Regions from separate parts of the Mus musculus genome. Here region 1 is linked to region 2. A link is a contact called in ENCODE POLR2A ChIA-PET data. All regions are on one chromosome and are shown on one strand. The core of a region is the stretch at or near the end of the contact, and the rest is flanking DNA. Distances in the headings are between cores, read along the strand shown. Region 1 holds the start of Rgs12 (regulator of G-protein signaling 12). Region 2 holds the start of Nop14 (NOP14 nucleolar protein).

Region 1 (4,114 bases), core at 251-2,750, 290 kb before region 2:
AGGATTAGAAACACAGGGCTCAGCCTCAACCTCTCCTACCTCTGGGATCCTTGCAGGAGCTACTGCAGCAGCCAGGTCACCAGGCTCGGTGTCACCTTTGTGACTACCCACGCTCCCACCCTCTGAGGTTGTTGTTCTAAACAGAATGCAAAAAGTGAGCCAGCCCTTGACACAGGGGATGACCACAAAGTGCCTCATGTCACAAGCTGGCAACTCCACGATGCACTGCAATTTGGTCTACTCAGTATAAACCCTGCCTTCTGACTCCTGCGCCAAGACTGGCAACACACAGGCCACCCCAAGTCTGAGGGCCTTTCCTCAGCTCCGGTATTTGCTGATCTCCTTTGCCAGCTCTCCAGCCTTTCATCTTTCCTGTCAGAAGCAACCCTCCTCCTTTGTCCCACTGAGGTAGGTTCCAAGAAACTTCACAGAAATGGCCTTGCATCCTTTAAAGATCCATCCTACTCCAGAGTCTTACCTAAGCCATTCCCTCTACCCCGTGACTTTCTCTATCCCAGCAGTGTGCCTGAAGTCCAGATCCTGCCAGCCTGAGTACTTGGTACTTGTCATCCAGCCCCCCCCCCCCAAATAAAAAGATGTAACATTTTTATCCCAGTTTTTCTGGAGAAATTGTCCTGCTGACAACTGTGCTTTCTTCAGAAACTTTTAGAATGTAAGCAGGCCCTTGATTCACAATTGATTTTGCTTCTCTCCCCTCTCCCACACACCAGTTGCTTGATGTAGGCTCAAGGCTTCCTCACCAGGGCGACCTCCATCTACACTCCATCTGAGGCCTTTTCAGGAACCTGGGCCCCTCCATTTGTATTCTATTGGTCAAAGCCCCTCTGTTTACACTCCAGGGGTTGGGCCCTAGCTACACACCACCCCTTCATCTACACTTCACAGCTGAGCCCTTATTACACTCTACAATTCTGCGCACACACACACACACAGTCCACAGGTTTGGGGCCCCTCTATCTACACTCTGAACCCCCTTGTCTACACTTCCCAGCTCTAACCCCTCCAGCTATTCTCGATGCTCGCTCGCTGTGGGCTGCCCTGCGTTCTTGCCCTACATTTCCTCAGTTCGGGTCCTTGGATACGGTCTCTGCCCAAACAATGAGACCGCGGGCTGAGTTGGACATTAAAGTCCCCTCATGGCCAGCCGGGCCGGCTTCTGAGCCGGGTCAGATCCCGCCCGAGTCCGGTGGGCTGCAGCCCTGCGGAACCCGCACATCCGGCCTGCGCGGGACCCCGGCCGCAGCCCGCGCGGGCAAGTTCCCGGAGTCCCGCGCGAACAAAGAAGGCGCGGGCGGTGCCCGAGCTCGGCCCCACGGCCGCAGGAGGACAAGGCCGGGCCGGGCGGGGGCGCGCGCCAGAGAAGAAAGACGCGCGAGGAGGCGCGCCGGCTCCGCTCACCTACCGGGCCGCCGCTTGCTCCCGCCGGGCGCCCGCCGAAAGCATCAACGGTCACCGCCGTCGCCGGGCCGGGGGCGGGGCTCCGGGAGGGGCAGGGTCCGGCCCCTGAGAGAGGAGCTCCGACTCCTGGGGGTGGGGCCCAGGGCCTAGGGGGCGGGGCTCTGGGGGCGGGACCCGTGAGGGGCGGGTCAGGCCGTTGTGCGCTTCGGGACTCTGACCCCGCGGGTCCTGCTTCTGGGGGTGTGGCTCCTGGAAGGGTGGGGAGTTCAGCCGCTTTTGGAGGGTGTGATTTGGGCTCTTGGTGGGGCTCATTCGAGATTCACCAAGTTTAGGATTTTGGTGGAGTCAGGTTTTGGGGGACGGAGCTGGATGAGGGGATAGATCAGGTCGTTGGACAGCTGGAGTCAGGGACCAACGGGATCCGGCTTCTGGGGGCCGGGCTCCTGGAGAGCAAAGTCCGCCCTACTGGACAGTGGCTCGGGGTCAGGCGGGATCGGACTCCTAGCACAGAAGCGCTCAAGAAGTAGGGACTTGCCTGGGACTGAAGACCTAACGGAAAGCTCAACATCCAGGGCTTAAGGCTAGACGGAGGCGGGGCGGAGCATGGAGGCCGGGGCGGGACTTCCGCCTTGGTCCAGCTGAGGGGTTGAGCTACCCTACTAAATCGCAAAAGCCAGATGGGTTTCTTTTTTGAATGGTTGCAGAGAGCTGGGATGTGTGATCTTCTTCACGTGCAGAGAGAGACCACTTCGTCCTCCTTCAAGGGGCAGCTCTGAGACACGATGCATTTGTGAGGAAAGTTTCCCACCTGCCAGGAGAGGGGTCATCTACCTGAGGGCGTGCATTTGAGATGGAGAGAAATACATCAATCCTGTCCCAAGCACCACTCAGGCTATGATACAATAGTTGCACAAACTGGTTTTATAGTTCCTACGCCCAACCTTTTCAGAACATTGGACCTTGTCTACCTCAAGGAGACCTTTCTTTGGTGAAAGACGTCAAGGGCAGAATTCCCCTTCCCTTCCCACATTGACTTCCGAGCAGCCACAGCGTCTTCAGAAGTTTCATTCCCAGTTAGAAACTAGCTAAAGTACTTTCAGAAAACAGGAAACTGGGCATTTTACTTAAAAAGTTTAGACCAGGAATTCACTGCCTAGGCCCTCTTTTTCTCAAACACCAGCCCCAGCCTGGTTCAAGCTTCTTGGTCTTGAGATTAAATCATCATAAAAACCCCATAGCTGTAACCTTTAACACTCACTTCCTCCCTAAATTCAGGAAATGTAAGTCACGACTGGTAGTCCCTCCAGTGTTTCCAGGACAGTAAACCCTGTGTTCTTGTCAGTGTGCAGCTTCGTTTCACTGCATAGGTAGATGTATTGACTGTCAATGTGTCTTGAGTAGGAAGCCCTGTGACACTGAGGCCAATGGAGTAACAGAGCCCTATTTCTATGCATGTGGTACCCCCTCACACCTCTTCTCTCAGCCTGGCCTCAATGACCTCCTTCAAGCTCAAAATCTCTCTGCTTACTTTCTTGGCCCTGCTTCTTCCTCTCCTGTCTTTTCCCCCTTTAAACATTCATTGCTGATCCATTCTACAGCCAGCAGTCAACCCTGCTAGGTAGCACAGCGTTGTCGTTTTGTGTGGGTCACTGCTCTTTCTGCTTTCTCCCCTATCCCATGACCACTCTTATCTTACTTCCAGCCCTAGAGATGCTGACAGTCCTCTTGTTGCCTGTCACCCTGACCCTCTGTGCCCTTGTGGAACCTCAACTATAAAGGACCTAATGTCAATAAGCTATCCCAGCGTACAAAAAGGGAGGTAGGGAGAAGGCAGAGGACCTTTGAAGGAAGCACAACCAGGCCAGAAGGAAGCAGGCCACAGGGGGCTGCCTCCCAGAGCTGTGGGAGACACCAAGAAGGACGGAGAGCAGCCAGCAGAGGCTGTGAAAGGCGTCCAGCATAGGGGTCTTTTTTGCTTTTCATTTCCTCCACACTGGGCTGCATTCCAGGTGCCTTATAGACTTGATGTAGGAACAGGGACGAAAGCTCAAGTCCCCAAGCCTGGATCCTCAGGCTGGCGAAGAAGCTAGTCACTGTGAAATCTCTATTCCTCCAGCCAAGATCCTTCATGTGGTCATGGATGGGCAGACCATGCTCAGCCCATGTTCTGTCCCTTTACTGCCCCTAGGTTGCTATCTCCCAGATTTCTGTTCCTCTCTGGTAGCACCTTTACAAGGGCAAACATGCAGGGTCAAAAACAGCCAGAAGTCAGTCACCTGTCTAAATTATCAGGCAAGGAGTTAGGAGGTGGGTTCAGCCATGGTGGCCACATGAGGAGCCCATACTGGACAAGTTAAGTTTTGGAATATGGGAAAATTCTAAAGGAGGACAGAGTGATGGCTGCACAGTTTACATGTGTTTGATGCCAGTTAACTAACTGGTGCTGATGGTGCTGATAGGGGAACCACACAGAGGTTCCTCAAAACATTACAAATAGGGCTGGTGAGATGGCTCAGTGGTTAAGAGCACTGACTGCTCTTCCAGAGGTCCTGAGTTCAGTTCCCAGCAACCACATAGTGACTCGCAACTATCTGTAATAAAATCCAATGATGCCCTCTTCTGGTGTGTCCGAAAGCAGCTATAGTATACTCATATACATAAATCAAAAAATATAAGAAAACATTACAAATACAAC
Region 2 (4,013 bases), core at 455-2,954:
GGATCTTCCTGCTTCAAGCCTCCTCTCTCTGCTCCTTGCTCACAGGGGTTTCAAAGCCCTTAGTTTGGTATTCAATTCTGGACACCACTCACTATAAGAAATTTCTGACAATGTTTCTTGTTAGGGCTTCCCATATTGAAAATAGTTATATTGTCCAATTAAGATTCTTCTTCCTGAAAATCACTTGGAACGTAAATGGACTTGTGGGGTTTTTTGTTTGTTTGGTTGGTTGGTTGGTTTTTCGAGACAATGTTTCTCTGTGTCGCCCTGGTTGTCCTGGAACTCACTTTGTAGACCAGGCTGGATTCCAACTCAGAAATCCACCTGCCTCTGCCTCCCGAGTGCTGGGATTAAAGGCGTGTGCCACCATGCGCCACCACTGCCCGGCTAAAATCAATTTTTAAAAGGAACAAAAAGAAAAATCAAAAACATCTGTTACTCACTGGTTTTTCTCAAAGAATATACTTCACATTCTGTGAGGTGAACACACTGAAGCTTCTTAATAGCGTCTACTTCCCATGGAACCTTTGCCTGGGTAATCCTAGAAAGTGTGCAATGCATAACTTTCCATACTCTGTCTTTCAGATTAGCAGCGCTGAGAGTGAGATGGAACTCAATCAGCCCCTTGTGCCTGTTAGGCTAGCGCTACTGTTTCAAAACAACAAAAGTTAGCCCAGGATCACTGACTGACACCCGCTAAGCTGCAGCTCCAATCCAGAATTGGTTCCAGTAGAATCAAAACTCCCTTATTAGACAATAAGGTACCAAGGAATCAGGATTCTCTCCAAGGTTAAAGTTCCTAGGAGGCGCTACCTTCGGGGAGACGGGGAGCCCGGGGTGCACCCACCTAGACGGGCCTTCAGCAACAGATTGTTGGCCACGAAGTTCTCGAGTTCCATGATCGCTGTCCTGCGCCGTCGCTGCCGCGGTTTCCGACGTCGAACTTTTCGGAGTCGAGGCAATGGAGACGGGGAAGGCTGCGGGGAAGGAGATCCTAAACCCGCGGCAGAAGCCTCGGGGCATCCCTTGTCCTTTGAGGAACGCGGCTTCTGGACGGTGGCCCTCCGCGACAGCGACCGTCTCTGTCGCTTCTTCCTCCGCCTCCTCCGGGGTCGCCACAACTGCCAACAGGAGCGCTGCCGTCGTCGCCGTCGCTGTCGCCGTCGCGGTCGCCGCGGAGATGGGACACGGGTAGGCTCGCTACGGGTTCCAGCTCTGTTGCTGTCCCGGCAAGGGGCTTCCGCTATCGGCGCCGGCGCGCGGTAGCTCGAGCTCCTCTCAGCATCATCGCCCAGGCCCAGGGCGCGTAACTCTCTCCTCAGCGCCGGGTCCTGGGCAGCACTCAACCTTCGCCGCGCCCTACCCTACCGAGGAGCTTACAAACTCGAGAGCGGTCTCCAGCGGCGACGGCGACAGCTCCAGCAGCGGCAGCCGCAGCCGCCAGTTAACTCGCAAGACAGCTGGGCCCCGGCTAACGGTTTTCCTCCAGAGGGAGCCCGAGAGCTCCCCTCGGGGCGGCGTCTGAGGATACTGTGGCGGCTCTCGGGACACTACAGATCCCATAAGGCCCAGCGCCAGGAAGTCGAGGAAGTGTGGCCTCCTGGGAGTTGTAGTCTTTAATCCAGTAAACTGTAGTGCCTGTTTAGTGTCATCCAGGACTTGTGTACTTCTCGCGAAATACGGGAAGCTGACGCACTCATCGCGAGACGAAGCTGGGCGTGGTTTTACATCAGCATCCTATGCACGAGTTTCTTGAACTGCTTGGTCTGTACGCACTGTCGTCCAAAGTGTGGCGGAGTGAATGTCATGGGGAAAGCCAAGCGGACTGGGGCGCGGAGGCAGGTCCACAAAGCGCCCGCAGGGGCGTCCGGAGGCCCGGCGAAAACTAACCCAAACCCATTTGAAGTGAAAGTCAACCGGCAGAAGTTCCAGATCCTTGGCAGGAAGACGCGCCACGATGTGGGCCTGCCCGGGGTGTCCCGCGCTCGTGCCATCAGGAAGGTGAGGGGATAGGCTCTACCCAGGTTCTGCGTACTATGCCCAGTGGCTAGTGAAAGCCATTTGGGGAGAAAAAGATTTATTTGGCTTACACTTATATATTTCCATCATTGAGGAAATTAGAGGCAGGAGCTGATGTAGAAGTCATGAGGGGTGCTGCTTACTGGCTTGCTCTCTATAGCTTGCTTAGCCTGCTTTCTTAAAGAACCTAGGACCGCTGCTAGCACATAGGTGGGCCCTCCGCGGTCAATCACTAATTAGTAAAATGCTCTTTGGGCTTGCTTGCAGCCCGGTCTTATGAAAGTATTTTTTTCCAATTGAAATTCCCTTCTTTCTGATGACTATACTTTGTGTCAAGTTTGCCTTAAACTAGCCAGCAAAACGATCAGGACTGAGGCATAACACTGCCTCTCCTTTGCTTGATATCGAATGCGCTTCCTCTGGAAACCCTTCCTCCTTGGGATCTTCCAGGTATACATTCTTCTTGACTCTTCTTGGAGCTTTTAGGGCCTAAGAGTCAATCTCTTCTGAGCTCTGAGCTGCCCTGTACCACTGCTCTGTATGCTTTGACCATGACAGTATTCGTCCCGTGGATAGGGTTTACAGAGTATGCTCTTTGAATGTTTGGAAATTGTCCTTCCTCTGAATTTCATGAGCTTGTCCCTTGGGAAGTCACTGGAATAGTACCTTTTGGGGATAACCTCATAGCTTCCATCCTTGTTCTTATGGCCCCATCTCAAGAGTATATTGTACCTTCCTTTCAAAACCAGTTCAACAAATGGCATTCTCTATGTAACTGCTGACGTTCGTTTGACTTTAAAAAATAAAAGTTTGTGAGTGCCGTTTGTGCTGTGGCTTTAATCTCTGGGGAATCGGAGACAGGTGGATCTCTGAGTTTAAGGGCTTTATGGTGAGACTCAAAACTTCCAGTTGAGTCTCAAAAAATAAATAAAAGAAATGAGTAAGTAAAAGGCAATTCATGGTTACTTTGAGAAAATTAATAGGTTAGACTTATTGGTAATGTTTGTAAAGGGGATAAGTAAGACCTAGCCTTTGCCCTTCACAGCTACAAATCTGTACTTTGTTACAAAGGATCCAGTTTACATGAGATCTTTAGATTGAAGGAAATTTCTTTTTTAAAAAAACTTAATTACTAATTTTATTTTAAATTTAATTTAAATTTTATTTTTAATACATTTATATTATAAATAATAAATAAATAAATAATAACCTCACCACTATGGTATTTGATCACATCTGGGTCTGTCCTTAAAGGGAATCGCATTGTAACTTTGTAAGGAAATTTCTTTTTCTTTTTGCTCTTTCGAGACAGTGTTTCTCTGTGTAGCCCTGGCTGTCTTGGGAACTCACTCTGTAGACCAGGCTGACTTGGAACTCAGAAATCCGCCTGCCTCTGCCTCCCAAGTGCTGGGATCAAAGGTGTGCGCCACCACTGCCCAGCAGGAAATTTCTTTTGAATTGGGTAAAATATCCATACTGCAAGGAGCTGACACTGTCCTGTGTATGTCCTGTATGTGGTTCAATGCATGCATTATAAAAAATACAAATGACTGTCTAATAATTCACCAGTATAAACTATAGGCCAAGGATGGCAGAGAGGACATTTGAAAATAGAATAATGTGGCATCTAACAGAACCACATCAGCTGTTTCTAATTAAGCCTTGAGTTTCATGCAGTATACCTGCCACATGTACTGGTTATTAGCATTAAATAAAGTGGCAAACTGTATTCTTCTCAACTTTACAACCCCTTCTGGTGGCCACCTCAGTGAAGATTATAGAGATTTTATGTGAGAATCATTGATGTGTGATGTGTTTTCCAGAGAACCCAAACTTTACTAAAGGAGTACAAAGAAAGGAACAAGTCCAATGTGTTCGCAGACAAACGCTTTGGGGAGTATAATAGCAACATAAGCCCAGAGGAAAAGATGATGAAGAGATTTGCTCTGGAGCAACAGGTATGGAAAAAGAATGGCAGGGACGTCTTTGCTCTA

The links. ChIA-PET counts read pairs that join two places held with the same protein, here RNA polymerase II (POLR2A).
Region 1: POLR2A ChIA-PET joins it to region 2 with 21 read pairs in embryonic stem cell. The contact joins the promoter of Rgs12 here to the promoter of Nop14 in region 2. POLR2A ChIA-PET finds 5 or more read pairs at or near these places in 4 of 5 experiments (Patski and embryonic stem cell).

The regions. Positions count from the first base shown.
Region 1 is chr5:34,946,834-34,950,947 of GRCm38, reverse strand. It overlaps Rgs12 (regulator of G-protein signaling 12), which reads right to left and starts at 1,500. Exons shown (of 17, transcript NM_173402.2): 1 at 1,424-1,500.
Region 2 is chr5:34,657,839-34,661,851 of GRCm38, reverse strand. Nop14 (NOP14 nucleolar protein) reads left to right here and starts at 1,704. Exons shown (of 18, transcript NM_029278.2): 1 at 1,704-2,001; 2 at 3,843-3,977. The coding sequence starts at 1,807. Grk4 (G protein-coupled receptor kinase 4) reads right to left here and starts at 1,473. Exons shown (of 16, transcript NM_019497.2): 1 at 848-1,473. The coding sequence starts at 899.